Regions from separate parts of the Homo sapiens genome. Here region 2 is linked to region 1. The links are chromatin loops, found by intact Hi-C in ENCODE. Cell type or tissue: endothelial cell of umbilical vein. All regions are shown on one strand. Each heading gives the region's core, and the rest is flanking DNA. Links, peaks and the distances in the headings are about the cores only. Region 1 overlaps LINC02008 (long intergenic non-protein coding RNA 2008). Region 2 overlaps LINC02008 (long intergenic non-protein coding RNA 2008).

Region 1 (16,420 bases), core at 7,310-9,809:
GAAATAGGTGGCAGTGCAGCAAGGTCACAGGAGCAGCCAGGGAGAGCTGACTCTCAGAGATATGTTGATATTTAATAGAACATGGCAGGCCTAGGGGAAAAAAAAAAAGCTGGACAGCTGACAAGGATATTGCTCATTTGTAAAAATCAAAGGAAGTCAAGGAGGGATTATCAGAAGGTCGAGGTTTGCTATCTCCCATGAAATATTACAGTTGTATTCCCCAGTTTCATGATCTGAGCCAGTTTTCAGTTCCAGACCCCACTGACTAAAAAGACTGGTTCCCCAGGAGGGAGGACTTTGCAAAACAAGAGCAAGCATATTGTGATATAACAATTCCCAGTTCTTATTCAAACAGACTTATATCATTTATCGTGAATAAACATAAACTGAGGAAAGGGGAATAGTTAGATATTTACAAAACAGTAGGGCATTGGAGGTTCAGATGATGTTATTACACAGGTACCTGCAATTTCACCATGTTCCCCCAGTTAAGCAGGAGCATATAGAGGCAGGTAATAAATGGATTCCTGTGTACGTTGATTACATGAACCCATTAGACATTTCTCTCATCACCAAATGCTTACTTACAATGCAAAGACTACATTTAATTCCACTGGCCTGTGGAATAAGAGCTATTGGAATGGAAAACATTAAGTAGAAGCCTCTGAAACTGTTTCTGAACCTGGCCAAGACAGTAAACCAAGAAAATTTTGCATAAAATTTGCTTAAAGTCAAAAAAGATGCAGGAATGATGGTTCTCATCATACCCCCAATTTAATTTGGTAGCCTTGCTTCAGCAACAGAAAATTCAGATGAATTCTGGAGGATGACAGTGGCCTACTACAAACTCAACCAAGTAGTAGCCCCAATTGTAGGAGCTATGCCAGATGTAATAAAATTTTAAAGGAAGACAGAATCAGAAGTAGCACCATGCCAAGCTAAAATGAAGCATGGGAAAAAATAAAAACTTAATGCCAATATTGTCCTTCTTAACAATTTTAATATTTTGCTCATCATGGATTTTTTGTCCTAATTTAACTTTTAAAAATATTTACCTTGTAATATTTATCTTGATTACTGAGTTTTTGATGTTCCCTCAAATCTTTGTATCTGACGCAAGTGTCTTACTGACCTCATATTAGTCCTGGCTCTGTATATCATGGTCTCAGGAACTTGGTAAACAGCCAGTGTTCTGTCGAATGCATTATTTCCCATCACTAAAAATATGGATAACCAGAAAAAGTGAATATTCACATGTGATGGACACAAATATACATTTGCAGTGCTATCCTAGGGATATAATTCTTCTACCCTATGTCATACATGTAGTCTACAGTAAACTAAACTATTTGAACATATAATATTACATTGGTCTACTATTTTAATGGCATTGTATTGAGTGGACTAGATGAGGTAGAAACATGTATGTTGGTGGCCTTGTTAAGACACATGTAGTCCAGAGGATGGGAAATTATGGCATTCCCTATAAACTCTATGAAGCTTCACGGACATGCTACATCAATAAGCTGTGTGGTCTAGTATATGCCAGATCATCTCCACAGTAAAGGACAGTTTGTGTGTCTTTCATCTCCCACCACTAAGAAGGAAACATGATTCCTGGTAAACAAGTAACATGGAAAACCAACATCTTTGAGTTGGACACAGAATAAGAAGGGACTCTTCAGAAGGTTCTGGTTTTGACACAGTAGCTGTGCCACATAGACCTCTTGTTTGAAGACAACAAAGCAGACTGTATAATATTAGAGATGTCGGCGGTAGGCAAAAATCACCATGGGGAGTTATGGCATGACCCAAATGGTGAATTGTAATGTGGACTCTTTAGTGTTCTGGAGCAAGGCTATGCCATCTGCAATGAAAAATCATGTTCTATTAGACAAGCAGCCATGGCATGCTAGGGGTCTTGATAGAGACAGGCCACCTAAATGGACATCGAGTAACCATGCAGAGCTGGATTCTGCCAAACTAATGTAGTCATAGGTTGCTGAGGCCCAGTAGCAATTAATCATGCCAGCATCAGGCATGAACAGGGCCAGAGGGCACAACTAAGCAACACAAGCAGGTGGCTCAGACTCCATGTCATCTACCATTGTCGCCTTGGCACATCTCACTTAGCACTTAACATTCACCTGCTGTGTATGGGGAATTTGTTATGAATAGCTGATGGAGGAAGAAAAAGGCTAAGCTTAAGTTATAGATGGATTGGCTTAGTATGCCAGACAGACATAAATGTACTGTGCTACAGATCAACACATGGGGTGGGCCTGAAGAGAGAGGTGAGGAGAAATCTTCCCAATGGGTATAACTTTGAGGAGTACATATGTGGGAGAAAAGTGGCCTGAGGTTAGAATATATATGGGCTCACGAACAGTGATGGATGAGTCAGACAATTAATCAGGAGTTTGGAAGGAGAATGATTTTAGGATTGGAAAAAATATTTTTGAGGACAAGGTATATAGATGGACATATAGGAGTGGGCACGAAGTGCAAAACAACAAACAAAGCAAAATGTGTAATGCGTGATAATTCTCCCCATGGATGATCCATCACATAAGAAGCACTAAGCAATCAAGAATACAAGCTGGTTGGGATCATCCAGGCTCTGTCATCAGTCACCCAGTTTTGGTAAAATGGAACCATAAATGGAATAACCATGGGTGGCAGATATATTGTTCATGAATGGGATCAATAGGATGGGTTCCTATTCAGTAACTGATCTAGTTACTGCTGCTCCCAAATGTACAAGCTGACAGCAACAGTGCACAATGCAGAGACCTTTCCTCAAGGGGCCCAGCAAGCTATTTGGTGGGAAAGTGATTCCATCAAATCCTTAATATGCTAGAAAGGGGAGCAATTTATCTTGACTTCTGTTGACACATACTCCATATTTGTGGATTTATGTTGTCTACAGGACCATATTCACCCCCACTATTCAAGGGCTTATAGATTATTTGTTTCACCAACAGAGAATTCTCTATAACATTGTTTTGAATCAAGGGACACACTTTATGGCACACAGAGTGTGACTGTTGACATATATCTACTTGGTCATTGGTCTTATAAACTGTACCACGCAAACTTTTGCAGCCTGGCTGCTTATTCAAAAAGGATTCATGCATCTCAGAATCAAGGAATGGTATCATTTAACCTTATCCCAATAACCCAGTTGAGGAATTTGTGTTTCTCATCCCCACAACTTTTGACTTTGTGGGTCTAGAGGTCCAGATTCTCAATGGGAGAATCCTTCCACTAGGCTGTGCGGCAAGTGTCCCATTATACTTTAAGCTGTGGCTGCTGCCTGCTGGTTTTGGAGTTCTTTTACCAAGAGACTAGCAAGCGTGAAAAGAGATACTCCCCTGGTAGGGAAGTTGATGTACATCACCAAGGAGACGTAAAGTTGGTGGCTATACAATGGGTGCAGTAGAGATGGATGTATTTCAGATCCAGGAGATACAGTAGTTAATCTCTTGGTAATCTCTTGTCCAATTGTGAGAACAAATGGACAACTGCGTCAGCCACTGTCTGAGCAAGCAAAGGACTAGAGACTTTTTCACCTCAGGGATGAGGGGCTAGGTCACTAAGTAAGCCACTCTTTTTTTTTGAGACAAAGTCTCGCTTTGTTGCCAGGCTGGAGTGCAGTGGTGCGATCTCAGCTCACTGCAACCTCAGACTCCCAGGTTCAAGCGATTCTCTTGCCTCAGTCTCCTGAGTAGCTGGGATTACAGGCTCATGCCACCACGCCTGGCTATTTTTTTTTTTTTTTTTTTTTTTTTACTTTTAGTAGAGACGGGGTTTTGCAACGTTGGCCAGGCTGGGCTCAAACTCCTGTCCTCCGGTGATCTGCCTGCCTTGGCCTCCCAAAGTGCTGGGATTACAGGCGTGAAGTAAGCCATTTTTGTCAGCAGAAATGAATCTGGAATGAGTAGTAAAGGAGGAAAATAATATCAGCTGCGGCCTCCTGACTAGCTATAGCAGCAGAAGCTGTTTTGTTAGAAAAAGAAACAAGCTTGAAACCTGGAGGAGCTGTTCTCGGATGAAGTGAATTTATTACCTTAAGTAAGTAGATCCAAATGGCACAAAGAGTGGACAGTAGTGAACCCTGTGTTGCGTTGCCAAATTCTTCTTTAGGACTGAAACTTTTATTACCCCAGCTGCCAGGAAGCTTGGCTGCTGAAGACCCACAGATGAATCTTTCCCCAAAACGTGCCCTCAGTTTGAGTCCACTGATTGGTTGATGTGGCAGTAAAGAGCCTAGTGTCCTTGCTTTAACTGGGGACAACTCTGAAGGGGCACCAAAGCTCCCTAGCACCCCATTGGATTGGCTGAGTGTTTGCTGCAACTGCCACTGCTTCCTATGCCCAACCTGAGTCCCCTCAAACACTGACAGATGTTGTTCTGGGAGCACCCCCCAATACACTTCCTGCATGCAGATCTCAGATGCTCAGTCTATTGTCTGGAGAAGCTGACCTAGACAGGATTCCTTCAAATCACCAGGATTCATTTAATGTAAATAACTTTAAAGGAGTTTTGCACCAAAATTTTAAAAAGTAAATCTGTTGCATAAACATATTTTTCTCCTTGTTCATTTTCTTATTTTAGTTGCTTCTTCATTACTTTTAATTTGTGTTTCTCTTTATTTTGCTTTTTCCAACTTCAGTTAATATCATGGAAAAAATAAAGGTTAGGAAGATTGGTTTTTTTCTTGGCCTTACTACTAACCAATCCTCTGAACTTGGATGAATTAAGTTTTTCTGGGTAAGAGTTGATTCATTTGTTAATTGAGGGGATTATACCAGGCGATTGATCTTGAAAACATCTTGCAACTGTGAAAGTTAAATATTTTCCTTTCATCAAGCTTTCGTATTTGAAATCACATTGCAATTTGGGTTATAGAATTGCTGAAAGTGAGGGAAAACTAATGAAGAAATGTTTAAATCTTATAGGATAAGGTCCTAGTCATCCTAAAAATAGGTGCAAGTTTCATGAACATGGTTTGATAATGCTGAGATGATGCTAATGAGACAAAGAGAAGCTTCCCCATGGCAGATGACTTGCAACAAACAGACCATGTAACACCGATGCAAATAATTCATTACATTCTTCAAGCATCTGCAGGATTTGTGACTTAAGAATTTGTAGACATGATTGAATTCATGATTCCTTCATTCAGCAATTATTCATTGAGTGCCTATTTTGTGCCCAGACTATACTAGGCCCTGGGGATACAGAGATTAATAAGATAAGATCCCAGTTCTTGAACAGCTCAGTCTAGTGGGAAAAGCAGGCATATACACAAATATTACAGTGCATAAGATCTGCTATAATAGAGGATAAGCAGAATGTTGCTGATGGATTTTGTAATGATCTTATGCGGACAGGATGCTTTTCTTCTATAAGGATTTACTGTCAATCAGTTTGAGTGTGTCTGCATTTTAATAAAGGCGATCTGATCACTCTACCCTAAGTCAGCAAGGCACCCCCTTGAAACCAACAATTGTCGTTATTCACATCAGCTCTGCAGTTCTACTGGGACATCATAAGCCCCTTCTTTTTATAGCAGACCTTCTCCAGCTTCTATTTTAACTTAAATATCACACAAACAATTCTTTCTGAGGAAAAGCAGGGGAAAGATGACTAATTGAAAATAGCATTTCTTAGACTAGAATTATGATTCCAGGCTGGGTACCTCCCAAGCAGCTCAAAGTGACGAAGGGAAAGGTTGCTGAAGTAAAAGGAAAGACAGAACTATGGAAAAAGAAAGACTATAAAGAAAATGAGGGATTATTTTACGGCTAGAGATAAGTAATGTGTCGTATAAGTTGTCAGTTTACACAACACCCTGCATTTTCTCCTTCCTCTTTTTAAACCAGTGCACAATGTTGTGCTCACTGATAGCTAAAAAGCAGAAGCTGCCTGAAGTCAATAGTTTTTTTCTACCATTTCCTAAATTCTGACCTCACTGGTGAGCTCATGCTAGTGACTTGAACTGGTGGTAGTTGATAGGTCTGTATCCCTGTAAAAAAGGAGCTTCTGGCAAACTGAGGAGTGACTTTGAGAAGGAGGGAAGGGAGCTCATCCTAGACCGTAGGGTAATAGAGGTCTGTGTGTCTTAGAGTAGCAAAAAACCATGATATGTCTTTTGAACTGGGACAATTTTATGAGTTAAACCTGATACAAAAACATAATTAAAATTAATTCATGGTTTGAAACATTTATTAATGGAGTAACCAACTGGCTTTGTAATATTGTTTGGCCCCTCAAATAGTGTCATTCAGTAATTTTTTTCATATCTAAAAATCTTTCTAAAAATTAAAAATAATATATATCATGTATATTAAAGTCAACTTAAAATATTCTTATATTGATTGTCTTCATATAAAAAATTAAAGTATGCAGAATAGTTGTTCTTGTTATATACTCATACACTTAAATCCATTTCTATCTCTAATCCTGAGTAACTGGCATTTTTCTGAAAATACATTTTAACTGACTTATTATTAATTCCTTATAAGATCTCCTGTAGTCATAAATTCAAGTGACCTTTCTATGTACTGTAATTCATTCAACTGAAGAAATACTCTTTCTACAGGTACTGAAGTACATGCAAGTTTAGAGAGAGTTCTGCTAAATGGAGGCTATTACCAATTCTAATTCTTTCCATTTTGGAATTTATAATTTTTCAGAACAAATATTTTCACAGGCTGTCTTTCTGCCTCCATTCAAAAGCCTTTTCTTTCAAAGTATATTTTTTAAAGATAGGATGTGTCATATTAAGTTTCCACTGTTTGTAATTCATCTAAATGTTTTGTTAAATTCACATCTATAATATCTTAGGCAATCTGAATTTTATTCCACTTTTTTCAGCATGTAAATTTTCAAATTAAAAAATAGCAACTCCATCAAAAAATCATTTTCATGAATTGGTATATCACAAATCACAAAACAAAATTTTAAAAATTAAATTGTTTTCACTATTTGTATTCTCTTAATGTGTTCAGTTCCTCCTTTGCTTTTGTGGAATACATTTTAATGGCTTTCTCCTTGTAAGCTTTTGTTCAATCATTACAGTTTGCTAAAAGCTTCAAAACTGGAGATTATTGGTGATCCACTTATTGAATAATTGGAGAAAGTTTCACCAGTTGACCCTGAAGAAAACACAACTAAAATTTAGAAGTCCCAATGATGTGGTTTAGATTTATGTCCCTGCCCAAATCTTATTTCAAGTTGTAATACCTAATGTTGGATGAGGGGCCTGGTGGGAGGTGACTGGATCATGGGGGCAGATTCCCCCTTCCTGGTCTCGTGATAGTGAGTTCTCATGAAATGTGGTTGTTTAAAAATGTGTGGCACCTCCTGCCACCTCTTTTCCTCTGGCTCAGGACATGTAAGATGTGCCTGCTTCCCCTTTGCCTTCTGCCATAATTGTGACTTTCTTGAGGTTCCCCCAGCCGTGCTTACTGTACATTCTGTGGAACTGTCAGCTAATTAAACCTCTAATCTTTATAAGTTAACCACTTTCAGGTATTTCTTTATAGCAGTGTGGGAATGGACTAAAACACTCACTTTATAAAAACATTTAATGCCATTGCAAGAAAACTAGAATGAATTACAAAGTGGTTGTTCAAATGTTCAAACATTCTAAAATGATTGATGCTAGACAGCAGAGAGAGAACCTTCGACACCTTCTAAGTTCATTTCCACATCCTGAGTTCCTTTGTTTAGCCAGATTTTTTTGTCCTTAATAAATTATGCTCTCCCCAAATTTGAATTCGCATAATTACAAAACCAGTAAGTGAATCTCTAATTTTGCACTTTTTAAAGGAATTTATAATAACATTAAAACAATGCAGTATTTTAATCTTTAACTGAATAAACTTCCAAAGTTCCCCAACAGCTCCCCACTCCTTCATGTTAGAATCTGTGACTTATAGTTAATGCCAAGAGAAAAAGGAAGAACTTCTCAGTTCTAGTCTACGATAGTCACTTCTGGTATCCTTAGAATCCAGCTATGCATGGCTCTGCCTACATGCCTTGTGTGTGTGAATCCCAGAACACAGCTAGAGACAGCTAGTGGTGCACTGGAGTCAGCGCCTACCAGCTTGTTAGGAATGATTGTGAGCATCTCTTTCCAATTCCACATTCAGTGACTTTAATTTGGTAGCTTGAAATTGTTCATGGTAGAAATATTTACACCCAGAAATTAACAAATGCTACAAGTCGTATTTCCCAACCTCACTCCTCTACCCTGAGAGCTGGTTGTTAAACATTTACCAGCACTCTACTGTAGGAAGCACACAGCCTTCCTGGGCACAGCATGCAGCTATTCCTTTCTGAGGATTCCCATTTGAAAATGGCTCTGCAGTAGAGTGGCTCATGGTCAGAGCAAACCACAAATCCAGGTTTGGTTAGGACAATCTTGTGCTAGTGTCCTGTTCTGTTTAGCATTTGAACCTGAAATATACACTTTTGTAATAATGGATGGAATACAAGTAATACAATTAATGGTTGCATTAAAATGAATCAGGATGGGTTTGGTGGAACTCCACTGTCTACTTCCAGCTTCTGCCATGATTTTGCCTACTAGTATGTAAAATATATGCTGAGATCAGGATTTTCTCTTAACATATGGGGAAATAAAAAAGATGACCTTACAACACCCAATTCTATTTTTCTGACCCCTCTCATACACAACATAATTTTTATTTCTCTTTGAACTACAGTATGTTAAGTGCTTGCCCATGATAAAATGAAATGTACTCACACGTGAGCAGGTTTAGGTTCAGCCAACTTCATCTGGTTTGGATGGTGGGAAAAGTTCCACACTGCGGCCCCTGCTGGACACTTAGTGTAATAGAGTCCCATGTTACCAAGGAGCAATTCAGAATGCAGTCAGTGCCACTGTATCTTATTTCTTAGAAATTATCCCAGTAAAAAAAAAAATATTTTGCAGCTTCACTAAAATGGAGTTTTTCAAAGGGCTAAAACTCAGCTTTTAAGCGATTGGGAGCCAGCAGTGTTTGCCACCATAATTAAGTGTTACGTGCATAATTTACAATTGTTCTATTTTATAGCCAAATATTTTTATATCCTACTAGGTTTTGGAGGATGAACTCAAAATAATATTTTCATCAAGTACACACTAGTCACTACGACCCTAACTTCAGCAAAATAGATAGTAAGTGATTAAAATTTATGTAGACTATCTAAAGAATAAAAAGGTATTTAAAAATAAAGTATAACACAAAGGTACGTTGGTTTACTATAACTGTTGTAACAAATTACCACAAATTTAGTGGCTTAAAACATAGATGTATTCTTTTACAGTTTTATAGGTTGGAAGATCTGACATGGGCTAAAATCAAGGTGTCAATGGGGCTGTGTTACTTCCCAGAGACTCTAGGAGAAAAATAATTCTCTTGCCTTTTCCAGCTTCTAGAGACTTCTTGCATTTCTTGGCTCATGGTTCCCTTCCTCCAGCTTCAAAGCTAGCAAGGTTGCATCTCTCTGGCCATTCTTTCATAGTTACATCTCCCTCTTTCTGACCACACCTTAAAAAGATAATCTAATTTTAAGGACTCATTTTAAGGACACACCTGAGTAATCCAGGACAATCTCGTCATGCCATGGTCCTTATTAATCACATCTGTGAAAATGCCCTGTAAGATAACACAGTCACATGTTCCTGTGATGAGGCTGTGAATGTCTTTGAGGGGGCTATCATTCTGTCTACCACACAAGCAATATGTTCTCAGCAAAGAATATGTAAAGTCCCCAAAAAAGGCTGCAGACTTCAATCTTCTGTCACTGCTCTGAAAAGATTGACAAAAAATTACCTAAATTTGGAATAACTTTTAGAGCAATAAGTCAAAAATGTGGGTGTCAGTGTTGATTTGTTTTTTTAAATTTTCCTGCATGTATCAGCTACCACCTTCCCATATAATATCAAGATGAGATACTAGCCACACACAAGACCAAATACTGGATAATTTCTTCATTACTGTAATTCCTTGAAATGTTTGTTCATGATGGCCAGATATCTATTGTTTGGTTAGGAATTAATTCTGTAATTATTTTAAAAAAAGAGTTTGCTGTCCAAGGCGACACATGTGGCTCAGGTGCATTTCAAGAGCTCTGCTGTTAGTTTCTCTAATGAGAGCCAGGGTTCTGGATGCACATGCATTTTTTTTTTTTCCTAAAGGCTTCATGCCCACTTAATTAAATGAAAGAAATAATCACAGAATGGAGCTCCTTTCCATCTTGGCCAAATACTGTGTAAATTTTAATTCAAAGTTTACTTCAAAGATAAATACAAAGAGAGACATATATGTCATACAATTTCATTTTAAATTTCAATAATAAACTTTGGTCAAATTTAAAGTCAAATAGATATGATTGACCATTTACATACAAATACATATTTCTGTTCAGTATTCATACATAAATAAACATAAATATCCACAAATTAAGGCATATGCAATTTTAGAAAAAAGTTTCTCAAGGGCAAAACTTCTTAAAATTGTCTTATATAATCAGTAAGAAAGCAAAGAATATTTTAAAAATAGAAGTTAATCAACACAACTGAACATAAGGGAATAATCTCTGATATGGATGGGAGAAATGTTGAAAATTGAGTGAATTCATGAAGGGAAATCTATCTATAAAAGCATGAGATACAATCTATCTATAAATACATAAATAAATTTATAAATCTATAAATGCTTTTATACAATCTATAAAAGCATGAGATAAATTCAGTTGAATATACTAATCAATTTTACTCTCTGAAGACGTAATTCTGCTATCACCGTCTTGAAATATCTACAACAAAAGGCTTTTGAAATTATAAACTTCCAATAAAAATAAAAGATGTATAAAAATGGACATTTAAAATTAAAATTTAATATGTATTTTTGTTACTTATAAATATTTTTTATTTTGAAAATTCTTCATTCTCATCTTAGTTTTTGAGGGCTGCTGTAACAAATTACTACAAACTGGGTTGCTTAAAACAACAGAAATCCATTCTTCCACAATTCTGGGTGCTAAAAGTCAGAAATCAAGGTGTAGGCAGAGCCATGCTCACTTTGGAACTTCTGTGGAAGAATGCTTCCTTGCGTCTTCTATCTTCTGGTAGCCTAGATTTTCCTTGGCTTGTGGCCCCATAACTCCAGTCTCTTCCTATCTCCACATGGTCACACTCTCTCTGTCTCTGTTTCCTTTTATAGGGATACTTTATATTGATTAAAGGGTTAACCCTACTACAGTGGGACATCATCTTAACTAATTACATCTGCAATGATGGTATTTCCAATTAAGGTCACATTCTAAGGTGCTGGAATTTACCAACATATCTTTTTTAGAGGGATACAATTCAACCCCATAAATATCCCATTCTATAAAAATACTGGTTCTCTTACAAGGCTAAAGGAAATGAAACTGGTGTGGACATTTCTATCTCATTTTTTTAGTAGAACAAGAATTAATCTAAATGGCTATGTGTTCATACTGGCTCAATAATTCAGTTTTTTCCTAATTACATTAAAATTATTTGGATATGGTGTCAGGGAACTGATAAAACTGAATATATTTTATAGTTTGTGTTAAGATTAACATACACTGTTTAGTCAATAATGGAATGAAGATATTGACAATATGGGCTAGATTCTAGACTTTACTTTCTGTTCTCAAGTCCCAATTCTGAATAAGCAACTATCATCTCTCTTAGTGTACTTGCATAAGAAATTAAAGTAATAGGGTTGGGTGTGGTGGCTCATGGCTATAATCCTAGCACTTTGGGAGGCTGAGGCAGGAAGATTGCTTGAGGCCAGGAGTTCAAGGCCAACCTGGTCAACATAGAGAGACCCTGTCTCTATTGACAACAAAAGAAGAAGAAATTAAATAGGCAGGTTTTTAGTGCTGTCTAATCTGCTTCACAAACCTGATGATACACTAAATTTTATGAAAATTACATGTGTGCATGTGGTTGTCTCACATATTTTATGGAACAAGGCAGATAGAGTATGAGTGAGTAAATAAAATGCATGTGCATGTTGAAAAGTCGTCTTTCTTAATTTAAGCAATGCATAAGGTATGATAGATTTCTGTTAGAGAAAACTAGACCAATATGTGACTATTCAAATTGGCCAAGATTCTGTTTTTGTTTTTTTTTTTTTTTGAAATTCACACCTACAGCAATACAGCTGAATTAAGAACTTGTCTATGCAGAAATATTCTCAGTAGTCACCAACCAAAGTTTATAGAGAGTTTCAGCGAGAAAAAACCCACTTATTTTTCTTATCTCATCCAGGGAATTTTATATTATGGTGGAAAAAATTGATTTGTAGGTTTATTTTATTTTTTTTAATGAGATGGCTCTGTCACCCAGCCTGGAGTATAGTGGCACAATCATAGCTCATTGCAGCCTGGAACCCTGGGCTCAAGGGATCCTTCCGCCTCAGCCTCCTGAGTCTCCGGGATTACAGGTGTGTGCCACTGCACTGGCTAATTTTTACAAATTTTGTGTAGAGATGGAGTCTCATCATGTTGTCCAGGCTGGTCTTAAACTCCTGGCTTCAAGACATCCTCCCTTCTTGGCCTCCCAAAGTACTGGGATCGTGTGAGCCACTGCACCTGGTGTCATCATTTAAATTTTATAGTTTTCTACTAATTTATAAAATATGTTTTTCTTTAAGCTGCTACAAATAAATACATTAAATAAGTAAATAGGCTCCCTAACTCATTATTAAATGAGTTAGGCTTCCTAACCTATTATTAAACAAATAATAGGCCCAGTATTGTTCCCAGGATTATATGACAAGATAGGAACCCTAGCACCCAGTCTCCTTAGGCACACTATGCAACTATGTTTTTCTGAGGTATTGCCGCTTACCAAGGGTGCTGTGATAGTGTGGTACGTGGTCAGAATGAAACATACCTTCTGGTTTGCCTGGTACAATCCAGTGAACACCTGTTATGTTCACTTCTGCAGCATTTGTCCTGAATTGCTTATTTTGTAATGAGGTATGAATTACAAATAAACACATGAAAATAAACCAGAATAGGTTCGGTAGACTTTGATGTTATAATTCCACCTTCTGCCAAAGTCTTGTAATCTAGGGCATGAAGCTCATAAATAGCAGTTAAAGTTCTCTTTTAACATGGGACTAAATTAAAAAAAAAAAAGAGATAACCAGCAATAACTCATTACTGTTTCCTGATTCCTCCCAGATACAATGCATAGTCTTTTTCAAGGAGAATATGCCAGTGTTTTGGCTGATGCCAAAATAAAATGCACTTAGACATGGTGAGCTTAGGTCAGTTAACTCCTTTGACAATGGATGGTGGTAGGAAAAGAATTCCACACTACTGCTGTAGTGATGAATAGTTTTAGATTTTTTTTTTTCTCATCAGAGTATCAGGATGTCACATAGAAACTCATGGGCATACTAAATCAACTTTGCATTTCCATTGCAGCAAGAAAATATTTTGAAAACCAGGGCTTTGTTTTTTCCATTAACAGAAAAGGGATACTTTTTAAGGTAAAAACTCACAGTATGACCCACTTGGTTATGTCTAATTTTGTCAGTGAGTTTCAATCATCTAACAAAAAACGAAGAAACAAAAGGACCATATAAAATGGCATACAATGACATATCAGCAGAATTTGAAACAATCAGACAGCATGAGGGATCCCCAAGGGAGAAGAAAGCTATTTGGCTGCTTGACTAATTATATGCACTAATAGATTTCCATTGGGCCCTCTGGTTTTTAAGAGTTCATTTAATTGCTGGATCAAATTAGATGTATTTCCAGGCTCTTCTCACGGCCAGGGCATATATGCAGAAATAGAGCAAAATCAGGATTCAGGAAACCTGAATTCAGACTCTTCCATTTTCCAGTATCCTTTGAATATTCTGAGTCTCACTTTCATGATCAATAAAATGGAGATAGTAAAAATTTAACCCCCAAAACTATTTAAGGACAACTCTAAGAAAGATAATTGTTATATGTAAATAATTATACAAATACAAATATTACTATTAATCTCAATTGACTTGAACTGTCCAGCAATTCTTCACGGCAATAACATCCCATTTAATTTACTTCCTTAACATGTAAATACTTTTCTTTCCCTTACAGATCACAAAAAAAAATGTTTGTTTTCCTTTAAAAATACAAACAAATTTTCTTACTATTTTTTTAACCTAGTGCATAAAAAAGTTTTGTTTCATAGATAATGCTTAATAAATATAATCAGATTTGCTGCGTGGGAATTCTGAGTCAGTAAACATCGTGTGTTTAACTTCTACAAGCAAACTTATTGAAGAATCACCACTAATAAAACTTGATCACTAACCTCATTTGGGTCCCATTATCTGAATCACCCCAGCTTTAGCTGTGATGTGAATAAATGTCATTTGATTGTGTGTGATTTTTATATAAAGACGTTAACATGCATTTAATTGCATTTTTCTGTTTCTCCTCTAGTAAAGAAATTTTTTTGAGGCAGGACTATGACTTGTCGTTTCTTTTGATGTGATTATCCCTTAAATCTCAATATATTTTGAAAGATTGATAATCAGAAGAAATTCATATGAGAGATCTCTTTGCAATTAGTATGCAATGATTGGATAACTTGCCTCATATTGAAATGGGATATAGTTCCCTTGACCCCTTCAGGGACTTGCAAAAGGTTGGCTCATTTACTCAGCTCACAGCTTTCAACCCCTTGAGGGAGGGGAGCACATAGGTGAGTGGGTGCAGAGGCCAGGATGAGAGCTTCAGGGCAACTGGCAAGAGCAGAACTTTTTGTGGGCCCGTGGCAGCGTCTAGGGGTTGCCATGACCCCTGGAGCCCCAGAGGGCGTGTGTTAAGTGTGCCCTTTTAGCTTTGCCATCTGTACATGGCTTAAATGTTAAACAGCTCAGTGGAGGGTCAGTGTGATAGCCTCTTGCAACTGCATCTGGCATCCAGGAAGAATCAGGTCACCCGAACGAATCGAAGGGTGGTGAATGTGGAGGATTTTATTGAGCAGTGGAAGTGGCTGTCAGCAGATGGGGAGCTGGAAAGGGGATGGAGTGGGAAGGTGGTCTTCCCATGGAGTTAGACCGTCCCTGGCTGAACTCTTCCCCGAGGTCAAGCCATTCCTCTGAAGTCAAGCTGCTTCTCTCTGATGTCCGGCTGTTCCTTCTCTTCTCTCCTTCTCTGCTGCTTGCCACTCTGGGGCTTTTATGGGTACAAGGTGGGGCAGGCCAGGATGGTTTTGGAAAAGGCAACATTCAGGTGGGAAAACAGCAATGCACGTTCTCACTTTGGGCCACAGGTCCAGGCTTGAGCGTGTGGCCCTCATTGGGGACTGCCCTCTTCTACCCATTATTTCCCTACCTCCTGTCCATATCAGCATAGCATATAAGATCACCAGATATTACTGTATAAACTTGATTGGTAATGAGGTGATACATATGACAATATATAAATGAAGACAGAATTAACCATAGGTTTATGGTTATTAGTGTATTGCAGTTATAATGGTGTTCCACATCTACTTTTGTGTACATATTTTCCAGACTGATGGAAATTTATGATTAAGTGACACAGAATGTAAAATTAACTTCTGATAATTTTCTCAGAGTACCAATATGTGCCAGGTTTCACTAGCAAGGTGAAATGGAATTCAGGGACATCATTCTAAACATGTAAATAATTGTTGTCTATTTACCTAGGTAAAAGCTTCATGGGCCACTTAATTTTTTTCCCCCATTGTACTTATGGCCTTTGTTAAAATGCTACTGTTCCAAATAAATAAATAGATATATATGAAGTATGAATTCATCATGCAAATTTCTAACCTAGTATGACTTGTGAGCTCATAATGAACTACATTATTGGAAGTAGCGTTTTATGGAACATGGTTTTTACTTGCACACTTACTTCTGTTCATTAAAACAAGGAGCACATCATAATGAATAAAACATTAGTATTCCATTTATTACATCCACTACTAAGGTGCCAATACTGACCATAAATTGAACTCATGCTTTCCCACATCTATGCTGATATCCACTGAATAGTCATCTAAAAATTATTGAGAGACAAAAGGTTAGGTTTCCCAGAGGCTGTCAACATCTGTATATCTTTCAGTAACTAAACACTATTCATTTTAGAAAGCAGAGAACATGAACAGATGGAATTTGACCTTTTGTGGCATATGGATAAAATAAATCTAATTTACTTTGTGTTAAATATCATTCTGTAATTATAAAAAATGCACTTTTTAAGGAATGAAACTAACTAGAAAGGATTTTTAAAGGTGTGGGAAATTATGTTGCCTTGAAGTCATACATTTGCATAGAATAGTAAGCATGTATCCTAATATGTATGGTAATATCTCACTGACCTCATG
Region 2 (16,420 bases), core at 5,384-7,883, 52 kb before region 1:
AGAGACAGCACTAACATGGATAAGACTGGGTCATTTAGAGACTCACAAAGAAGACCACTGTCCTCGTTGGGAACTATGACAAAACAATGTCATTTTGTAATATAAATCCACCAAAAACTCATTAATAGATTCTGTTCATGGCCTATAAAAGCCATTCTCTCATTTCTTATTGCTTATGAAATCTCGTTTAAGATATTACATCAATCACATAGAGGCCCTTTGAATTGAGTAAAAACAAGGTCTGGCCTTGTTTGAGGTGGTTTGAGGTGAGCATATATCCTAGTTTTGGCCTGGGAAATAAAGGGGAATATCTACTAGAGTTTCTGGGAAGGTTTATTTTCACGGATAAAGAAAAATTTTGTTTTGCCTTTTATTTCCCACTGATCTGGGATGTGGAATAAGACAATAATGCCTGTTGCAGTGAAAGCCATTTTTTGACTATGAAGTGAGAAAACTAAGGAAGAAAAATCAACATATTTAAAAGGACAGAGAAATAAATTAAAAGACCCCAGTGTTAGTAGTAATATCATTGCTGCCACTCTGGAACCACCTGTCTTCAAACTTCTTATTGTGAGAAATAATTATATCCCTATATGTAAACCATTGACATTTGGCCATTATATTATTTGCAGCCAAATGTATTTTAATTGATACCATTTGTTTACATTTGAACATGCTCTTGTGTGAATAATACGTGCGTGTTTTAGGTAACTATGAAATATAAACATATGCATATCTTCTTTCCATTTTTAGAGAGGGGATTATAGGTTTGGGAAATTTCATATTGTAGAATCCATTGAAGTTGGTGTTATGTAATATTTACTTACAGCAAATAAAAATAAAGTCTATATTATGTAAAATATATAATGTACATGATACTAGTGAACTATAAGGGTGTTTACTTGAACCTGCACTCTGAATGCGTACCATAGATGGCCTTACTGATAAATTATGTCAAAATGACTTCAACTTATCATAACCTACAATGCTCTAATCACATACCGGTCACAAATAAAGTATTTGCGTATGTAACTCTCAAAAAGTCATTATTAATCATTAGGGAACATTAACTGGTACTTTAAATGGAAAATACACTAATGGAAAAAAAATGACTTGCTGTTATTGGTAGCTATGTTGGATTAAAATGCCACTTTTTTGACATTCCTTCTATTAAGATATAGAGACCTCTCCCCTTGAATGCAGACAGATACTGCATTAGTGATGCTGTTTCTGTTTCTGGACCCAGGCCTCAAGAATTGGTGGATTCATTTTCCTTCCTCTGAGAAGACCCTCTTAGGCACTAGATAAGAAATCCAACACCTTGAACATTCTATGTTGTGAAGAAGCCCAAGCTAGCCATGTGGACAGGCCCCAGGGATAGAAAGTGAGAGAAAGAGACCTCCATCAACTCCTAATTGTTCTATTCCTCCCAGCTTAGATACTAGACATATAGGTGAAGAAGTCTTCAAATGACTTCAATTTCGTCTGTCATCTGACTGCAGTCACGTGAAAGACCCTAAGCAGGAATCACCCAGATGAGCCTGTCAACGCTCAGAAACATAAGGAATAATAAATTATTTTAAGTCACTAAGCATTGGGGTAGTTTGTTATGTACCAGTAGATGACTAGTGTAGTGACCAATAACTAATAAAAGAACATTATACTGTGGCAAAATATTTTTACACTTTGGAAAAGAAATTGGAAAGGGAAAACATTTAAATTAAGTTATCCAAATTGGAAGAGTCTGTTTTCTGCCTATCTTCTGGTTCTCTTTGTATATGAATTTATTTTTTAAAAAAACAACATGTCTACTGCTACACAGATTAAAAAGCTGCTCAACATGAGTGGCAATGTTATGTACATAGCCCCATTTTATCTTTTGTCTATGTCCGGTGGATTGAGATGGGTGTGCCTCCTGTTTTAGAATATCCAGTCTTCTTTCTGTCATCCTGATCAGTGATGCAACCAGAAACTTGAACACTGATATAAAGATTTCCTTTTCCTCCTCCAGAAAGTTCTTGCCCTTGAGCAGGATTCAGTAGAAGCCTGCAATATTTGAAGCAGTCACCTAGCAGTTGTTTAACGTGGCTGACTATGCCCTGCAGGCTTATACAGAAGGAGATAGAGCAGGTTGTCAATTATTTCTGCACTCAGGGCTACGGACTAACAATATGCTTGAGTGAGGCAGAGGTTACACATCAGCTGCAATCCCACAGGCAATCCAAATCTGCCATTAATGGTAAGGAACTAAGAGTTTCAACAAGGTTGAGTTCCCTTGGTTGTGAGTTCCCAGTGAGGCAAACTTGGACCAGGATATAACAGTTCTTGTTAAGATAAGTCAGTGCATCAGCTAGAAGATGAACCGGTAGGAATGGCAGCAACATGTCATCAAATTATAGTTCAAACTCCAAGGTCTATGTGTTGTCAGGCCTTTATGACTCTGAGGCCTGCATCTTACTGACAGCACATGCAATCGGAGAGTTCCTGCAGATGTTACTTCCTCTGGAATAAAACTGTTGCATGAATTTACCTTATCATCATCCCAAAGTGTAGCCATTTTACAATGTTAAAACTATGGAAATACCTAATGAAGTGATTAGGGCATCTAATTAGAAGCCTCAGATTCAAACTTTGACATGATTTAGGGTAGTCTGTGGTGAACATATTTGTTAAGTTATAGAATGAAGTGTTGAAGACATCAGCTATAAATATTCTATGTCACCTGTTGGTAGAAAGGACACTGATCTAACAAATTTTTAAGTTAAATTAGTTCCACGATAACAAATACTGAAATAGTCCCCAAGGAAAGACCATTTCACATAAATATCATTTATTTTTCTAACCAAATGAAGTCTCCTCTTTGAGAATGCTGTGCTCCTTTATAGCATATTATGGGGATAGTTTCAGTCCACATACTACAGGATGGTCACAGTCCTCCAAGATATTTCTTTTGATCTTTCCCATGGTAGATTAAAAAAAATTGTTTCCTTTTTCACACATTTATCCAGATGTGTGGATAAATCTAATGAAATAAGAAACACAGGTTATTCTACTATTAGATCATATGAAATATTTATCATTTCTCCCCTTCTTGAATTAAAACTCAGTAGAATAGGTTAACCGTGGTCCTACGAAGCCCTACCTTTCTTTTTCACTCATTTGTCTCTCACTCTTCTGCGGTTTTCCTCAGAATCATAAAAGCAGATTTTAACTCATCTTGGAGTTTAGTATATAGTTGAGGGAAAATCATCCCTGGCAGACGTTTTTTTCTTCTGAATTCCTCATTATGCCTTGGCTTCTGGTATTCACAGGACTGGGATTTTGCAATGCTTCCATGAAACACTGGATGGCTCTGAGTTTAGTCTAAATGGGGAAAGGGCCAGGAAATAAACAGGAATTAAAGGAAATGAAAATCACAAGGAACAAAAGCACACTAATATGTTAAAATATTGCTTTCCTCCTTTATCAAATACAGTGAATCCCCTGTAGGTTGAACCTTTCTTCTTTTAGCTACATCCTCATATCATTTTTTTTCGTTTTATTTATTTTTTATTTTTTGAGATGTCATCCGGGCTGGAGTGCAGTGGAGCTATCCGGGCTCAAGGAATTCTCCTGCCTCAGCCTCCCAAGTAGCTGGAATTACAGGCACCCACAACCACACCCTACTAATTTTTGTATTTTTAGTAGGGACAGGGTTTCACCATGTTGGCAAGGCTGCCCTCGAACTCCTGACCTCAAATGATCTGCCCACCTCAGCCTGCCAAAGTGCTGGGATTATAGGCGTGAGCCACCATGTACCCAGCCTATTCATGTCTTTTTGAAAAATGTCTATTTCAGATTTCTGGATAGGGACCTAGGAGGATACTTACACTACATAGGGTGTCACTACATCTTCTCTCCTGGCTATTAGTTTTCTTCTTTACTATTACTATAGAAAACTAAAGCAGTCAACTTTGAAACCATTTTGATAGGAAATTATAGTGGTTAGGTTTATGTGTCAGCTTGGCTAGCCTTACGTCCAATCTATAGTTATTTAATCAAGCATTAATTAAGGCATTGCTGTATTTTGCAGGTGTGATTAAGTGAATAATCAGTTGATTTTAAATAAGATCACCTGAGTGGCCCTGATTCAATCAGGTGATAGGTCTTAAAAGTACAACTGAGGCTTCTCTAAAGAAGGAGTGTCGGCCGTGAGCAGCAGCTTCAGCTTGTGCCTGAGAGTTTTCAGCCTGCCCTTCCTGAAGGCTTGTGAACATGCCTGGCCACCACCCATAATCCATAAGCCAATTCTCTGCAGTAAATCTCTTAATATCTATCTCCCACTAGTTCTGTATCTCTGCTTGGACCCTGTCTGATACAGGGAGAAAGAGTTAATGGGTGATAATGGCTGAAGATGTTGTCTTCCTATGGAAAATAATATTCTTTTTAAATGCTTTCAAGGAGGCTTTAAATGTTGGCCTTATAGGTTCTGTCCTGTACAGTTCTCAGTGGCACCATTTGTATATCTTATGTTTTAAATGCCACCTCCTGAGGATTTTCAGTGTGATAGTTTTGGTTTTAACGCTGTTCCTTGAAGTAGTGAAAGTGTGGCAATTTGAGTCACTGTAGACGTCAGCTGTCTTGGGCTTCAGACACCAGATGCTGTTGATTGCTTCTCTACCTATGCATAAAAGCAGCCCCAGTGTACCCAGATTCTGAAAGAGTATTATTGAATCCATCTATTAGCCAAACTGTGGAGAATGAAGGATGAACCTTGCTCATAAAGAATTGCTGCCATCGAGGTTAAATGGTTGTGTTCCTAATAGCATGACATACTTTAGATGGAGGCCTTGGTGTTTGGAAAAGGGCTGGGTACTGTAAATTAGATTTCCAATCCTGGTATTGGAAAATAGCATATAAGTCATACTGTTCTGCAGGGCTGGTGGTCTAACCACCAATCTAATCATTGCCAAGCAGAGTTGTACTTTCTGGAGCCTCTCGGGGTTACTATTCTTTCAGAGATGACACAAAACATTTACTGAGTAGAATATGTATCTATTTTTTTCCAGTATTTCCTTGCGTTTCCAACTTTCTTTCGTCCTGTCTTTCATCCTCACTTCCTGATTTCTCTTAGTTTCACTTAAGTGATTCAGCAGGGAACTCACAGTTCTGATAAATTATTCTTATAAAAATAAGATTGTTTGGCTTATGATAAAATGACTATACCTTTGTCAGGCCTTCAAAGGAAGTTTTACTTCAGATGTTTAAATGTCAGAGCACCCTATAAAATTATCTAGAAGCACTGAACTGTCCAAAATAATTTTACAAAACCCCCCATCTTTTAAATTCTATCTAACAACTGTCAGTATTGCAGTGTCAGATCACCCAGCGGCATATGTGTGACCTCGCGGTATGCTGTCTTTTTAAAAAGCATGCACTCTTTCGCTTTCCCTAGTCCTTTTCTCCATCTGCCTGCTGACCCATGTGGCTGTTTTAACATCCACCTCAGTGGAAGCCTCATACCTGCCTGGCCAGCAGAAAGTAACACAATGACAGCAGTTTCTGTGGGACTGAAGAGGAGGGGATGAGAAAGCTTGGATGTCCTGTCTTTTTCTGGACAGCTAAAATGAAGATAGAGGACAGCTCCAGGAAAAGTCATGCCCTGGAATTTTCAATCAGCATGCATCGGTTTAGGGAGTGGGTGAATAAATGGGCAATCTATTTCAGGGCAGTTTCCCTTCTGGAAGAAGGGGCAATTTGTTTTAGGGTCACGTGCTGGGTAACTATCTGCATAAGAAACCCTAATAATTTCCAGCACAAGCTATTCACCAGAGAACCTTGTGACGACTTTCTCAGGAAGGTTAGTTTATAATGAATCAGAATCTGTCAACAAACTGATCACGATTGTGTTCACCCCAGTAGTCACCGCAAGTGTGTTCAGGGTGGTAAGTGCTTCCTTTGAGAGTATACAAGATTATTTACAGGCTAATTTTCATCTGAATTTCTTCCACACTTTTTACCATGACATTTAACTGGTATAATTTCTTCATATGATCATGTAGACAGTTATGTTGAGAGACCAAATGCCTCTTTGCTGAATTACATGAAGCAAAACAATATTTTAAAAGGAAACCAGCAAAAATGTTATTTTTACTCCTAACCCCCAAAATGACCTTTTTTTCCGTTAAATGTAGAGAGAAGTAATTTTTTTCATTAGAAAAGATTGTCTTTTTTTTTTAAATAATTGACTGGGTTCAGTAGATGGAAATTATTGACTACATAAGACTATATAAAAGCCATATGGAGGGGGTTACACTAATATAATTAAAATGTATTGATAGTTTTAAAAATACTTAGTCGTATAAACTATCTAATGGGTGTGTTCAAGTCTAAGTTATATTAATGCCAGTGGACGTTACACCAAACATACATGTGGTTGCCAGATTTTATTTTGAGATTTTAAATTTATTAGAACCTCAAACTCACATTAAAGGTCTCGTGTGGTAGAAACAAAGATTCCCTTAAACCTCTGTGAACTGAAATTGCCATGTCTCATATAGCTTTACAGTTTTACACAAGAACACTGTGGCGAGATGAAAGCTATGTTCTGTGACATCCTCTGTGGTATTGTTGTGTCTCCAGCTCTCTACCCTTGAACAATCCTGTTTGGTGACTTCTGTGTCTCTGTGGGTAACTCAGGAAATCTGTCTGATGTAACATCTTGGAAGGCACAACTCCAGGCTAACTGATCAGAAAACACTTACAGAGCTAGCTCAGACTATCAGTTAGCTTTCTAAATCTTCATTATGTTAAAACAGAAAATGTCGTAGTGAAAAAGAAGACAGTTTGTCCCCATATCTCTGTCTCAAAAAGTATGTTTGTTCACTGATGACCCAAGGATTTTTCCTAAAAAATGAAGTTGGTCAAAGGCAATCAAAGACAACTCTTTATTTTGGAGAGAATTCAAACTTTGAGGCAGCTGACTCCTCTCTGTTCAATAATAGCAATCTCTTTAATCAGTGTTAGGTCGATAGTGAAATATTTACTGTGGATGCTTCCAGAATGATTTGAAGCCAGCTCTTTGGAGAGCATTGATAATCTCAGGGTAATCTAAGCCATCCTTACGTGCGGTGTCAATGTGCTGAACTGAACAATGCCTCTGATACAGATCTGTGGATCATAAACAATAAAGAGCTATTTTAAGAGATTTCATATAAAATCACCTCTGACTAAGTACATGCCAGGGCAGATCTCAGTGGGGGAGAGGAGAAATGTGAGATTTTAGAATATCAGTAGTAAAGATCAGAACATGGTAAAAGCCCAATTACATCAAAGTTGAAGGACCTTTAAAAACATATTTTTAAAGTGGTGTGTTTTTTTGTTATTACTATATGTGCTATAACTTTTGCTCTATCTTTTGTTAGCTATCAATATTTTAGCTTTTCCTCTCATTACTAAATGTGCTTCAGCACTTCTGGGACAGAGATTATGAGATTTTCTACATTTAGTTGATCTCATCCTGTGAATTTACTGAATAATTAAACTTCTAGGAAGATACGTTGCTAAAAACAAGTGATGGGTTAGTTTTGACTGCAATGCTGTATAAATTATTGAAGTATATCTCTAGAAAACAAGCTTAATAGCCTATTATAAAGCTTATTTGAATAAAAAGACAAGAACAGTCACTCACAGAGATTGTCTAGCAGCACTTCACAGACAATTGCACAAATTATCTAAAGGTGGCATGACGTAAGCTCCATTCCATTTATAATATGACATAGTTGATATGGACCACTGCTTGCAGAGCCATATCTCAATTATTTTAAATAGAAAACTTTAATAAATGCACTCAATTAGAGCTCAGTTTTAATCAGTTGCAACCTGGGGTAGGCAATGTCACTTTTCAAAGAAGCAAAACCTTCTTTCAAACAATTATGGGACTTGAAAAGATTGTATGCATGGGATGAAGTTGTAATTCTAAAACACTAAAGGTGCTTCTGCAGAAGTATTTTGTAGTAAATTTGCCTGTGCAGCATACAATTGTGAAGAAAAAAGCTTGGGCAGGTTGTGACATGTTACCATTGGAACATTTAGAGGGGGCTTACTAGTAAGTTACAAATTTCATCTCCAAAATTCAAAATCTAGACTATGACAAATTATTGTATAGAAACACTTTATTTTATATGTTCCTGATTAGTAAGATTAATTATTTATAACTGATAGGGCATCAAGGAATGAATTATGGTTTTGAATTAATTTACAAAGGAAAACATGTATGCATAGTAATATTGGTACATTCACCTAAATTTAAACTATTTCTTATATTTACAATCAAACCTGGTTGACAATACCTGCAAGGTGTTTAAAGATACCAATTTCATATGATTATCTGTATCTATTCAATCAGTCATTTTCCAAATATTGAAAGTCTTCAGAATGATACAAGAATCCTCCATGTGGGCACAATGCAATGTTTTACAAATAAGCTTTATCAGTCACTTTTTTAGAAAGATGTCAATGGATATTTTAATAATTTAATGTCCTTCTTGATTGGATTCTAATTTGTAATGCACACACTACAAAAATATTAGGGTCAGAGTTACACAATGCTGCTAAAAGCATTCTATAATTTATCAAGATATGTGTGCATGTATACATAAATATGTGTGTGTATCCAAGTAATATAATTATGTATAACATTTAATATTCAACTTCAGACTCATATTTAGTTGCCACACCCTGGTACAGAAGTCTAATTGGACTGGTGTCTGCTCTGATAAAATTACCCTAAACAGATGTCAAAAATTTTTAAAATATTACTCTCTGTAAAACAAGGTGATCAAGATAAGCAACACTGCTTATTCTAAGGTCTCTGGTATGTATTAGTAAATTTTACTGTTCATGTGACTTCTGATCAGATTCTTTATGTATTGTGAGGTTCAAACACAATTGACACAAATAATGAAAATTTTCAGAAAAAGATTTATAAGAGCAAGATAAAACAAGGGGATCATTTAGCTAAGAAGAGAGGGGGGTTAGAGGTTAAAGTACTTAATGTTGAAAGTATGATAACCAGAAGCTGGGTATGTACACAAATGACAGATCAGAAAGAAATTGGTGTAACTGCCAATAGCCATGAGCACCCACATATAAAATACCCTTGCTTAACCTGGGGGTTGCTTTCATGCCTGAGAAGTTCTGTGGTTAGCAAAAACAAGTTTGAAATGTTCAGAACTCAAAATAGTGTTTTAAGGATCATGTTTCAAGATTGTTCTTTCTCTCTCCCTTTTAAAATTTTTTTTGAATCAGACACTTATAGCTTGAAATTTAACATCTTTAATACTTGTATTCTCCTTGTTCAGTTTTCACAGGAAGTAAACTGCCGAATAATGCCTATTTAAAATAAAAAATCTTGGCCTCTTGTTTTTCCAGAGCCTAGTAATTCATCTATTTATATGTTTTTTCAATCAATCAACTATCAGATGAAGAATAAATTCATCTTTTTTTTTTCCTGTGTCACCCATTCTTTACCATTCTTCAAGTATGGATCATTGATTGCTGTCAGGTTTTTATATTTAAGACAATTTTATTGGCCCAGATTATATAAAAGGAATCACATGTTTAAAATTTTCAGCATACAAACATAAGACTGTGTTATTTAAACCATAGTTGTTGAGAGTTAAATGTACATCAATTACAACTCCCACCCCATTCCTATTTTTCTCTTTAGTTATTCAAACTACAAATTTATGAAAAGAAGCAGACATGATGTTTTAATTGTTTACTTCTGCTATGTGACATAAAAAATTCAGGGTAAAAATAGTTGCTCTATAATTATTTGAATTTGGTTAACTGCTTGCTGATAAAATTAGTCCTACCTAGATCTAAATAATAGATAATTTTTTGTTTGGTCCTGTTTATTCCTCTTACTCATATTCCTCAAAAGTTTGCTATTCCAAACCAATCATTCCCTGTCTTCTTCCTAAATTTACCATCTGGTACCCACTTTCAAAATATGAGAAGAAGATGTATATACACACACATATTTGAGAAATAGTTCTATTGTGGGTGAGTGGCTAAATGCTGACATTCTATATACTGGAGAATCTTAATTCTCTCTCTTAGCTTCGTGATTACAGGCTGCAGTTTTATTCTAGACTTTTTTATGGAGTTCAAATATTTACCTAATATAAGCTAATCATTGCTTGGTTATAGAAATTGAAAAAATATTTTCATTAAAACTTATAAAGTTATATGACCAATGAAAAATTTCAGATCCCCACAATTATTCATTAAGAAGTTTTGTAAGATTATTTTGAGGAGCTATATATGTGTGTGTGTGTATACATATATATATAAATATTTATGTATGTAGGTATACATTTGCAACTTGGGATAAAAAAATCATGCCTCTTTTTAGGGATCCAGCTGGGCCATAATTTAAATCATGAAAAGTATCTTTTAATGCACCCAAGTTTGTTCTTTAAAAAATTTACCCCAGTGCATTCCCTCTCTGAATGTAACCTGGTGAAACTTTTTCCCTTTGTAGTTATTCAGCTCAACTAAATAACTTTCTAGATTGACACACTGAGCATTAGAAAATCAAAAAGAAGATGGTGAAGTTTCACAGTCAGTACTTGATTTGATATTCCTTTAAATTTAAATCATGACCCAGCTGGATCCCTAAAAAGAGGCATGATTTTTTATCCCAGGTTGCATTCTATTGAGCTGCTCTGTGAACTGACTTCAGAAGTATCTGGGAACATAGAGGCAGGTGCAGGAATGGTTTAGAGACTGAGGTAGAGATTAAGTTTTTCTAAGTCTCCAAGAGCAAGGGGAAACAGTGTTTCCATAACAGTTAAAGGATTCCACATGTGAAAAGGGGACATAATGAGTTGTCATTTCTACTCACTTTGTGGAATTTCTCTAATCAGATACTTTCTTAGGAAATCTTGCCTTCTGATTTTGAATAGAAGATACGATGTCAGTTTATGTGCCAAGAAGAGGTCTCCAAAGCTGTATCTTCTTTAGAAAGCCAATTTAGTTTGTGACTATTATTTAATTCATTTGAGTAGGCTGAGAGTCAAAATAATGAAAAACTCAAGAAATCAACCTTTACGGATTTTAGAATCAGTCATATAACTAAACCAGCCCCATCTTTCTCCCCTTTAGGAAATGACTGCTGGAGTTGCCAAGAACTCCTTCCTGTCCTGTTCTCTCTAAGGATCTCTATAAAATTATATTTTCCTGTAAAGCTCACAGCATACTTTCATTTCCAAGAGCCATGCAGAGATTTGGTGTATTTGCAATTGTGTAAAACTCTCTTCTCTAAAACACTTTGGTGTCTAAAATTTGAAGCTCAGGGAAGTTAAAATGCCACCCATCAGCATTCTCTGGAACACAGGGAGGCTCTGAGGGGTTAAAGTCAATCACTAGGACCACGACTACTGCCAATAATCCTACAGACTCAAATTGAATTTTAGCCATCCTGTGCACATGCACAGCTCTTGAAAGGAGAAAAAAAAATTTTTTTTCCCCTCACATGGGGGATGTAGGCAGAAACAGTGGCAGAAATGGAATCCATTGCATCAAATGGCTTGTGTGCTGATTGAATTTAAAATTGGACTTTCTTATTCCCCGATTTTTGCTTCAGAGATGTGAGAAGGGGGAGGCAGGTGTCTTGTAAATAAAAAATGTGACTCAGCTGTAAAACATGGAATGGGGGGAATAAAGAGCTTCATTGTTCATTTTTAAAAAGGAAGAAGAATAGGAATCTGCGTAACAAATGGTCTTGGCAGTTACCAGAACTCAGCTTCTGCACAACAAATCCAAATAGCATGACGCTTCTCTGATTCTAGGTTTTACTAAATTTTAATGAGTGTTGAAGTAACTTCATAGGAAAAATCTCACTGGCATCTCTAGAAATCCTTTTCCTTTTATTTATCAAAGCTTCCTTAACACTTTTAAAGAAATAGAAATAAAACAAAATAACTATCTTCCAAAATATTCTTTGACAAATAAAATATATTTGTGCTCTGACAGAGGGTGAATGTTTACCCAATAGCCTACCTATTTTACTCCACTTAAAATTTGCAGCGGAAGTTTAATCCAATAATTTGAAAATGTTTTAGTTTACTTAAATGATTTCTCAAACTCCATTATTTGAGAGAGGAAGAGATAAGGCAGCCAGCTTCCGTAGGAAGAGACATCATTTCGTTGCAATGTAGCAGATCCAAACATGCTATTTTCAGTATGTATTAGAGTTTCCTTACTTTGGTTTTTCCATCAAAATCATACACTAGAATTCGATATTCTCCTTTCAAATAAAGCAAATTCCCCGTTGTCTTCAAGAAAGTTGTTCTTAGCCACCTTGAATTTAAAGAGGAAAACTCCAACAGCAGTCAATAAATAAGAAACACATTGGTTACTTAAAAATTCTCTCTTGGGTATTGTCCAAGAGACTCTAGGGACCTGGGGAAATAGAGTATTTTAAGAGAAACAGAAACATACTTCAGAGAAGGAGGTATTGAATTTCTTCATGAATGTTTTTATGTTTAGGCTCTGTTGAACTAGGGAATAGGGATTTAAACAGCCTGTATCTTCTTTTAATGGTGTATCTTGGTTGCATACCCATCAAATGATAAGAATTACAGGAACACTGGGTGTTCTATTTGATTCTAAAAAAAATAAGACTATGAAAACAGTAAAAGTAGATGAATGATGGGCAAAATCTTGTCTAGAAACTAAGTTCCCAGTGAGAGGTGCATCAGATAAAATCAAGGTCCAAAGACAACTAGGTGCTATAGGTCCTGTAATTTGTTTTGTCGTATTGAAAAAAACTTTTAAAATATATACAAGATGTTGTGGTACCACTGAGGAAAATTAGAAGGCTTTATTCTTAATCCAGAAGAACATAGATTCAAGTGATGCAGGTGGGATGAAAAATTACCTTAAATAAAGAAGCAGGTATCTTAATTTATTAACAAGAATAATATCAGGCCAGGTGCAGTGGCTCATGCCTGTAACCCCAACAATTTGAGAGGCCGAGGTGGCAGGGTCGCTTGAGCCCAGGAGTCTGAGACCAATCTAGGAAACATAGTGGGACCCCATATCTACACTAAAATAAAATAAATAAAAAAATTAGTGGGGTGTGGTGGTCGGCAACTGTAGTCCCAGCTACTCAGGAGGTAGAGGTGGGAGGGTCACTTGAGCCCAGGAGAGAGGCTGCAGTGAGCTGCGATTGCACCACGGCACTCCAGCCTGGGTGACAGAGAGATACTCTGTCTCTAAAATAACAACAAAAGCAATATTACAAGGAGTGAGGAAAAAGATCTCCAGAATAGTCACAGAAAAAAGTAATTGAGAATCTTTGATAATAATTTTATCAGACACAGAAGAAACATATCAATTATAGAAATATCCTTATAGAAAACCTAAAAAAATACAATATGGACACAACCACTATAAATATTTTAGCATATTTTCTTTCATTCTCATTTCTGTGTTTGCATAAATGGAAAATTAATATTACTTAAATTAAAAGATTGCTTACTCCAATCCTTTTTTTAAAATCACATTATCCCCTACCACTATTCAGGTGCAGAGTTACCTTTAAATACCCCTTGCCCTGAATATGAGGTTATATACAATCTAAAAAATACTATGTTAACTAAAGTGCAAAGTGGATTTTGAAATGTATCCCGAGAACAGGATATTGAAATGTATTGAAATGTAATCCTGAGAAGAAAGCTTTCTTTTGCAAGAACCAGGCTTTGATAAGATAGAATAAGATTCCTATGTTTCAAGAAGTCAGAGCCTCAAAGACTTAACGTATTTATAATATGAACTAAAGAGTAATTCTCTTAAGAGCACTTTCCTTTCTAAAGTGATATAAGCACAGCTAATTGGCCGGGGATGGGATGTTAGAGAGCTTTGCAATAGAGAAAACAAGGTTATCACTGCCCGCTTCTAGCACTAAAACTGCAGACGTGAGGGTAGTGGAGCCCAAGCAAAAGACTTTTCGTGGTCGAATGGTGGAGACTGCAGGTCTATGACAGTTTTCACATACAACCCAATATCTAAGTGCTGTATGAGCCACGGCAAGAGAAGTGTCTATGTAGAAAATCTCAAGAATGCCACAATAGTGCAGGGAAAATAGCTTCCTTAGTCTCAGGTTAGAAAGAAATTAAAACATGCTGAGAGGATCAGCTAACTAGTAGAGGACTGAAATTGTGACTAGGCCAACTCAGAGAACAAGGGTTTTGAGATCACAAGGCATAACGAGGCCATGGACATAACTAGGAGATGTAGTGGATATGGTGGATACCAGAATCTGCTGAAAACCAGGCCAGGCAAGTTTGCAGGAAAAGGGATAGTGACTCAAACACATGTTTATCTACTGAATCAGAGACATTGAGAAAGCTCCCTGGGAACGTAGGCCTTTCTGGAAAAGAAAAATACAATGAGAAGAGAGAGAATCTTGATTTAACTTAGTTGAAATAATAAATTGAACATGTTAATGATGGAGTTATTGTCTATTTTAACTTGAATTATTTTTTTCTTTGATTCTTAACTGAAATGAGGACTTATGAACTAAATTGCTTTACATTTTAGTCAAACAAGTTGTCTGGCATCCTGATCATATAATTTATTTAATGATTTTATATTGATAGACATTTTTATTATTTTTTTCTATTTTAAGTAATATGCTATAAACATTATATATAGATTAGTATGTCTCACTGATTATCTTTACAATGACAAATTCCTAGTAGTATAATTACTGAATCAAAAAATCTGATTATTATTACATACTTTAACTTTCACTTCTGAATTAACATATCAATTTATTCTCCAATTAACATTGCCTAAGAGTTTCTGTTTCCCTTGTTCTAACACAGGCAGTTAAAATTATTTAACAATTCGAAAGGCCAAGACATGACAGTTTTAATTTTGTTTCTTTGATTGCTAGAATATGCGAAAGCCTCTAAAGACACTGAGAATACATTATAGATTTTCTAAAGTTTTCTTCTGTTTCCTGAAGTACAACAAAAACTACTATTCAGGGAAGCATTAGTTTTGCCTCTTAAATTGGCCCTGTTCTTGTGTCTGGGTTTGTCTGTTTGCTCATACTAAATAGGGGAAGTGAGACCTCTGTTCAGAAACGAAGTTAAAATCAGTTGGCTCCAAGAATGTGAAGTCCCTGTTCAAATGTGTCCATGATAAGGGAGAAGAGAAATTTAAGATTTGCTTGCTGGAGTCTTGATTTACCACATTAAATGGTCCGGTTGCCTGAAGGAAGCAAGGAGGGAGCTTTAGCTTAATGTGCCTATCTAGGAAGTATCTTCATTACCTTTCTGAAGATTTTCTTTTCCATTTTCGTTGCAGGAGAATGAAGTGAGTGAAAGTAGTTTCCGTCTTTCTATTTGGCATTTTGAGATACAGGGAGAGAGTTTAACAACACATGGACTCAAACTCCCAGTTGAGCAGTTGAGTATGTGTTAAGGCTTTTTTCCTTCAGAGGATTTTATGGTTTATATATTCGTTAGCGATGCATGAAAATATCTATCCACACCTTCACACATTCCAATGTACAACGTGATAGACATTCTATGCCAATATTGTGTAAATTTGGATTTCAGTGAGTGAAGGTGACTATTTCATATAATTTTTATTACTTGTTTTCTTTTCATATATGCTAGTCTAATGAAAGATATAATAATGCCAGAATATCAAACATGTATAATATTGCAGTAATAAATTACTCCGAAACTTAGCAACAACAAAACTTTATCTTAGAGAGTTTCTGTGCATAGGGTACAGAAACATACATAGGGTATTTGGGAGTTCTGGGTCAGGTTCTCTCAAGAGGTGTAGCATCATGTTGCCTGGGGGTACGGTCTTCTGAGGGCTTGACTTTACTGTTGGATGTACTTCCAAGATGGCTCACTCACATGACTGTTGGCTAGTATCCTTGGTAGCTATTGGTAGGAAGCATTCATTTCTTTCAATGAGGATTTCTCCATAGGCCTGTTTGTGCTGTTACAATATTGGCTTCCTCCAAAGCAAGTAATCCTAGCTAATAAGACAGAAGCCTCAATGTCTTTTATAACCTAGCTTCAGATATTACATTCTGTTATTTCTACAGTACCCTCTTGGTAACATGTCAGCCCTATTAATTTTGGAAAAGGACTGTAGAAAGATTTCAAAAGTCAGCCTCCTGATCCCTCCCACATGGATGCCATTCTCACCCCACTTGAATTGTGATAACCCACACCTGGCTGTCCTCTTACACAGACACCTTCATGTCCACATGGGTTTCAACACACTGCAGTGTTCTAACTTTTAGTAAAGGGCCGTGCTCACCCCTTATGGTCTGTGAAGCTCAAATTCAGGCTTTCCCAGTGTAAACACACTCTCCTTACTATAATATAGCTCTGGC

What was found. Peaks named below come from ENCODE experiments on the same cell type or tissue, not always from the same donor. Only the 100,000 strongest peaks of a DNase experiment are listed, where the experiment ranks them.
Region 2: a loop joins it to region 1, with 2.4 times the contacts of the local background. A loop is called at or near these places in 2 of 110 quality-filtered maps.

Annotation. Positions count from the first base shown.
Region 1 is chr3:82,124,342-82,140,761 of GRCh38, forward strand. All of the region lies in intron 1 of LINC02008 (long intergenic non-protein coding RNA 2008), which reads left to right. Among named protein-coding and RNA genes, the nearest start is that of LINC02008, 150 kb to the left of the region's middle. In endothelial cell of umbilical vein, for the core only: a CTCF peak has its summit at 8,853 (motif pointing left); a DNase peak (open chromatin) is centred at 8,830.
Region 2 is chr3:82,073,834-82,090,253 of GRCh38, forward strand. The region is part of intron 1 of LINC02008 (long intergenic non-protein coding RNA 2008); the gene reads left to right. Among named protein-coding and RNA genes, the nearest start is that of LINC02008, 96 kb to the left of the region's middle. RefSeq lists a silencer at 15,092-15,161. In endothelial cell of umbilical vein, for the core only: no CTCF peak of the experiment used is centred there; DNase peaks (open chromatin) are centred at 6,648 and 7,058; H3K27ac peaks cover 1,318 bases.